2 separate regions of the Homo sapiens genome follow, and region 2 is linked to region 1. A link is an interaction called in ENCODE POLR2A ChIA-PET data of the cell type or tissue named here. Cell type or tissue: PC-9. All regions are shown on one strand. Links, peaks and the distances in the headings refer to the core of each region. The heading gives the core; the rest is flanking DNA. Region 1 has its middle 37 kb from the start of LINC02836. Region 2 overlaps CRYBG1 (crystallin beta-gamma domain containing 1).

Region 1 (2,919 bases), core at 115-2,614:
TTTTACTTGTGTGATTCTATTATTGAAACTTTCCAGCATATTTTGCATTTCTCTAAGTGTATCTTTTATTTTCAGAAGGTGTGATTGTCTTTTCTTCATGATACCTATTTATTTCTCAGGATATGGATTCACCATATCCTGTAACATTTTCTAAATTTCTTTAAGTTGGTTTTTACCTTTCTCTGGCACCTCCTTGAGTAGCTTAATAATCAACCTTCTGAATTCTTTGTCTGGCAATTCAGAGATTTCTTCTTGGTTTATATCCATTGCCAGGGAGCTAGTATGATCTTTGGGGGTATTATAGAACCTCGTTTTGTCATATTACCATAAATGCTTTTCTGGTTCCTTCTCATTTGGGAAGACTGTTTTAGTAGAAAGATCTGGAACTCAAGGGCTGCTGTTCAGATTCTTTCATCCTATGAGGTGATCCCTTTTGTGGTACTCTCCCACTTCCCCTAGGGATGGGGCTTCCTGAGAGCCAGACTGCAGTGATTGCTATTTCCCTTCTGGGTCTAGCCACCCAGTGGGGCTACCAGGTCCTGGGCTGGTGCAGGAGAATGTCTGCAAAGAGTCCAGTAATGTGATTTGTCTTCAGATCTCCCAGCCATGGATACCAGCAGCTGCTCCAGTGGAGGTGGCAAGGAAGTAAAGTAGACTCTGTAGGAGTCCTTGATTGTAATTTTGTTGATTGCACTGGTTTTCTTGAATGCTGGTTTTGCTAGCAATGAAGTTGTCATGTGGACAGACTCAAGAGCTCTGGTTAGCCAGGGTGTTGCAGGCAGTGGAATTAGCTGTTGTTTTCTTCGTCTTTGGAGCAGGGTTGTTCTGTTATGAGTTGCCGTAATGGCTTGAGTTGGTTGGCCTCCAGCCAGGAGATGGCACTTTCAAGAGAGCACTAGCTGGAGTAGTTGAAGGCTGATATAAGCTTGCCCTACCTTGGCCAGGAGAAGCACTCGGGTTTTGCCGACAATGGGTGGGGCCATAGAGCTCCCAAGACTTTGTTTTTTGTCTTCAGCTACCAGGGCAGGTAGAGAAAAACCATAAGGCTGGGGCAGGGTTAGGTGGGTCTGAACTCAGAATCTCCTTGGGCAGGGCTTGCCTCGGTCACTGTTGGTGGCAAAGGATGGGAGGTGTTTCTCCAGCTAATAGAGTTATGTTCCCAGTGGGACTGTGGTTGCCTCTGCTGCATCTTACAGGTCACCAAGGAAGTGGGGGAAAACCAGCAGTGACAGGCCTCACCTAGCTCCTACACAGCCAGCAAGGCCAGTCTCACTCCCGCCATACCCCACCAACATCCTAAAGTTTATATCCAGGCAGCGGGTCACCAGGGCTGAAATCTTGCCCCAGGCTACAAGCCTCCCCGCTGAGAAAGCAAACAGTCTCAGGCCTTGCCCCTCCTTGCATGCCTGCCTGCACCATGCACTGTGGCTTCCGCACTTGTATCTACACTTCCCATTTGCAGTACCCCTGCCCCGATCTGCTTAGGTAAATTCATGCTCAGTCAAAATTATTACAAAGTTCAGCTAGAAGCTTCCTTCACCCTGTGGCCCCTCCCCAATTCCACTGGCTTCTGTTGCTGTCCCAAGGACTGCTATGAGATAAAGCCAGGGATGGTTTCCCTGGGCTCTAGCTGGGGACCAGGAGTGCCTACAGGGCTTTTCCTGCTGCTGCTTCTACTTTTATATTTTGCTCAACTCGAAATCCATTTCCATTATAGGTAAGGTTAAATCCTCCTGTGATATGGATTTTCAGGTTCCCCAATGGGGATGTGTGTTCAGAGGCAGACTTTTCCCTTCTCACACTTTGGGAACTCACAATTTTTTGGCTGTCTCACGGAGTTTATAGCAGCAAACCGCTTCTTTCTGTATATGTATATGATGGTTAATACTGAGTGTCAACTTGATTGGATTGAAGGATCCAAAGTATTGATCCTGGGTGTGTCTGTGAGGGTGTTGCCAAAGGAGATTAACATTTGAGTTAGTGGGCTGGGAAAGACAGACACACCCTTACTCTGGGTGAGCACCATCTAATCAGCTGCCAGCATGGCTAGAATATAAAGCAGGCAGAAAAATGTGAAAAGACTAGACTGGCCTAGCCTCCCAGTCTACACCTTTCTCCCATACTGGATGCTTCCTGCCCTTGAACATCAGACTCCATGTTTTTCAGTTTTGGGACTCAGACTGGCTTCCTTGCTCCTCCGCTTGCAGACAGCCTATTGTGAGACCTTCTGATCATGTGAGTTAATACTTAATAAACTCCCTTTGATATCTATCTACCTATTAGTTCTGTCCCTCTAGCATACCCTACAATGTATGTGTTTTTATTTATTTTATTTTTTTAACCTTCCAAAGTTTAATCAACTCCTGAGAAGCAAATATCTAACAATTACTTCAAATACTCTAAAATTCAACCGAGTAAAATCTCAAATTACTTTCTCATCTTCCTAATTCTAACTTTAAAAGGAGTCCCTCCATGAAGTGTCTGCACTTTCACGAGGATGCCAGGGAGGACTCATTGATTTTCACACTGGATAATGTTGAACTGCTCCAGTTTCAGAGACTCATGAAAAAGAGGATTCAGTATGTTAAAATGTTCACATCCCCAAGTTAAAAATGGAGACTGAATAAAACAGCATCCATATTTCTGGAGAAAAATCAGTACACATGTCACTTCTGTTACAGAAATCCATTTACGGCATCTGTCCCGCTCCATGGAAGCAACTGGTCTCAGGCATCTCCAGCTTCACCACCTCATTGCACACATGGGAGGTCTGGAAGGCTTTGAGCAGAAGCCAAGGTCCCATCAAGGTTCCAGACTTTCAGTGCCCCCTTTGTTTTCACTGAGTCTGGGCTGTTTTAGCTCTACGGGACTGTCCTGAGCATTTCCAGGCGTCTCTTACTAAATTCTTCTGCAGAAGGG
Region 2 (2,919 bases), core at 285-2,784, 710 kb before region 1:
TCTAAGTAGTGTATTCACATTGGAACACTTAGGAGATTGCATATGAAAAACTGCAGGAGGAAGTTATCTATTGCAAACTTGCCAAATATGAGCAATAGATGTGGAAATAAAGAACTGATCAGAGGAAAAACATGTGTGACATATCATATGATACATTCATATGGGAGCCTTGTTAGCGATCTGTTCATACCAGCACTTTTTGTCTGTTTTGTTTCACAGTCTTTCAGGAACTAAAGTCCAGCCTTTCAAAACTATAAACTATTCTATTATTCTAGTCTGTGTAAATTTCATTTACACATTTACATTTATGAAAGGATTGAGACTTAATACATCTGCTGTATTTGATTCTATAGTAAAAGATTACTTATCATCACTTAAGCAAAGGATAAGTTTGGGACATGCATTTATGAACATTAAACTAGAGAAAGCTTGGTTCTGGCCCCAGCTTTGCCACTGAATAGCCTGGTGCCCTTGGCAAGTCCCTTTTGGGATTTCAGTTTCCTAATCCCAACTGGGCTAGATCCTTGGTTCTCAAACTTTAACGACTACTTATGGAGGTTAAGATGCAGACCTCAGATCTGTCAAATTTGAATTTCTAGAGGAACAGAAATCTGCTTTTTACACCTGAGTGATTTTGATTTGGATATTTAACACATTTTGAGAAATACTAGATGAGGTAATATCTTCATATACTTTTAAAAAAATCTTTAAAATTCTGGTTCCATGACTAGTTCAAGTTGAACTCACTACCTCCATTCTGGAAAAAGCTACCTCAAGAGTCTTTCTGCCCACTTGATTACTTACTTGCCTTTTGTGGATATAGAGACACACACAAAAAATTGCAGGATTTCCCATTAGCCCTACTTAGATATCAATAATTTTGTAGTAAGCAGATTACTTAATAATAATAAAGTCATGATGTTCTAATTACAATTGTCTTTTGCAATGTGTCTAACTCAAGGACAATGATTCATCAGGTAATGTTATAGTTAATCACAATTTTTTATAATAATCACAAGTGTATGGATTATCATCCAAAGCTAGCTTTTGCATGCCAATAGCACAGAAACTATTTCCAAACACTTGGCTTTTGATTCTGGCATAAATATTAAAAATAAAATCAAAATTATTACAAAAATATGAAAGAAAATTATAATTCTAACAGAGATTACATTCTTTTCCATTGTATAAAGAGCAATTGGTAGAAAATTTGATTTTTATTATTTTTATTTTATTCTTGGCCTTCCAAAGTGCTGGTATTACAGGCATGAGCCACCATGCTTGGCCAAAAAATTCATTTTTAGAAGCCAACTTTACCTAGAAAGCAATAGGGAGTTTTCACAAAACTGGTGACACTGAAGGAACAAAAATTTCAAAGTCCAGATGTTTCAAAATCTTTCAGGAATGATGCTAATAACTGGTTTGATTTCCCATAAAACCTAATAAAAATTTCTGTATCTCCTAATATTCTTTTACAACATACCAGAGAATTTCTTTCTCTATCAAAAGAAGAATTTCCACAAAATAAATCAGATTCCCCGTGTAGTTTTGCCCTTTGCATCAACAAAGTCCTCATGGATACTACTCCCCTTAAAGTGCTATGTCCTAGATGTAGCCAGCAATTAGGCCCTGCAATTTTGACTACTGACCACACGTGTACTGTCAACATGTTTTTTGCAATGCCCATGGCTGGCCTCCCAAATCTAAGGCTATTAAGAGCTCAGAAGCCTGCCCCTCCCTGGCTGTTGCATGCCTTTGTTTAGAGGTAGACAGGAAACTGACACAGCTGAGGAGGACTGTTCATTGCTTCCTGGTGTACTGCTTCAGTGTCTCTTAGAGGTGTTTCCTTCTAGAAGTGAGTGCATATCTATCTTCCCTTGGTGCACCATAGTCTAGCAGTTTAGATGTACTCTGGCTGTACCCCTGTAACTAGATTATGTCAGACATTGTCCATGCCCTGTCCATATCTCCTCAAGATAATATAGCCTGGGACAACTGGACTTCCAACCACCTGGGGGCTTTCTGGCTAGCAGGAGCACACATTGCCCAAAGCAGAAAGTACCAGAGAAACAGTGCCTGCAGGATCGGCCCTTAACCAATGACTGGCAGAACTTGGTGTTTTAATACTCCAGCTCCTCTCCCCAAAGACGGCATAGTTCTGAGTTCTGCAATGGTATCCAGAATTTCCCAAGAGGATCAACCTCTATTTACCAACAGTGGAAACTGGCATTATAATTTCCCCTTTACTGGCTGGCTTCTTACTCACTTCCCACAGGTATTTCCTAAATTACATCTATACTTACATCCTTGTCATAGAGTTTGCTTCTAGCTGAACTCACCTAAGATGCCAATCTCCTAGGTAACCTTCTCTCAGTAAAACTGTCTTTCACTGGATATGGTTTTTAGCACTTAGAATTCATGGTTGAAAGAACTGAGCTCCAAAGAGGTAAAATGCTTTACCTAAGGTAACACACCCAGGAAATGGCTGAACCGTGAGCAGAATTTAGGAATTTTGGCCACAAGACACTATGATTCAAACCTGTAAAGAAAGCAATATGCTATTTTATTAAGTCAACAGACACATTATGACTACAAAGAAGCCAGACACAAATTTTGTAAACTTTTTTGTCCCCTGAATTTTTGTCATTAGTTAAATTCTTCTATGCTGTATATAGGAGTGTCTGGATATACCTCAGTTTCTATGTTATGATCCTATGCTGAATTTGTAAAGTGATCATCAAACATATAGACACAAATGTATGTACATCTTAAGAGATTTCTTGAAATAGCATTTATGTAATCCACTCTTTCATGTTATGTGTCTAAAATAAACACATAATTTTTGCAGTTTTCCTCTTTCCCATTTGCAATCATCCAAGATGTTTAAGATTTCTACTCAGAAGGAGTTTGAAACATCTT

Evidence for each region. Peaks named below come from ENCODE experiments on the same cell type or tissue, not always from the same donor. Only the 100,000 strongest peaks of a DNase experiment are listed, where the experiment ranks them.
Region 2: POLR2A ChIA-PET joins it to region 1 with 8 read pairs; 1 of 35 experiments calls an interaction of 5 or more read pairs at or near these places.

The regions. Positions count from the first base shown.
Region 1 is chr6:105,667,882-105,670,800 of GRCh38, reverse strand. It overlaps the pseudogene LOC100130683. Among named protein-coding and RNA genes, the nearest start is that of LINC02836, 37 kb to the right of the region's middle. In PC-9, for the core only: no CTCF peak of the experiment used is centred there; a DNase peak (open chromatin) is centred at 1,350.
Region 2 is chr6:106,380,919-106,383,837 of GRCh38, reverse strand. The region is part of intron 1 of CRYBG1 (crystallin beta-gamma domain containing 1); the gene reads right to left. Among named protein-coding and RNA genes, the nearest start is that of CRYBG1, 22 kb to the right of the region's middle. In PC-9, for the core only: no CTCF peak of the experiment used is centred there; DNase peaks (open chromatin) are centred at 1,737 and 2,347; H3K27ac peaks cover 893 bases.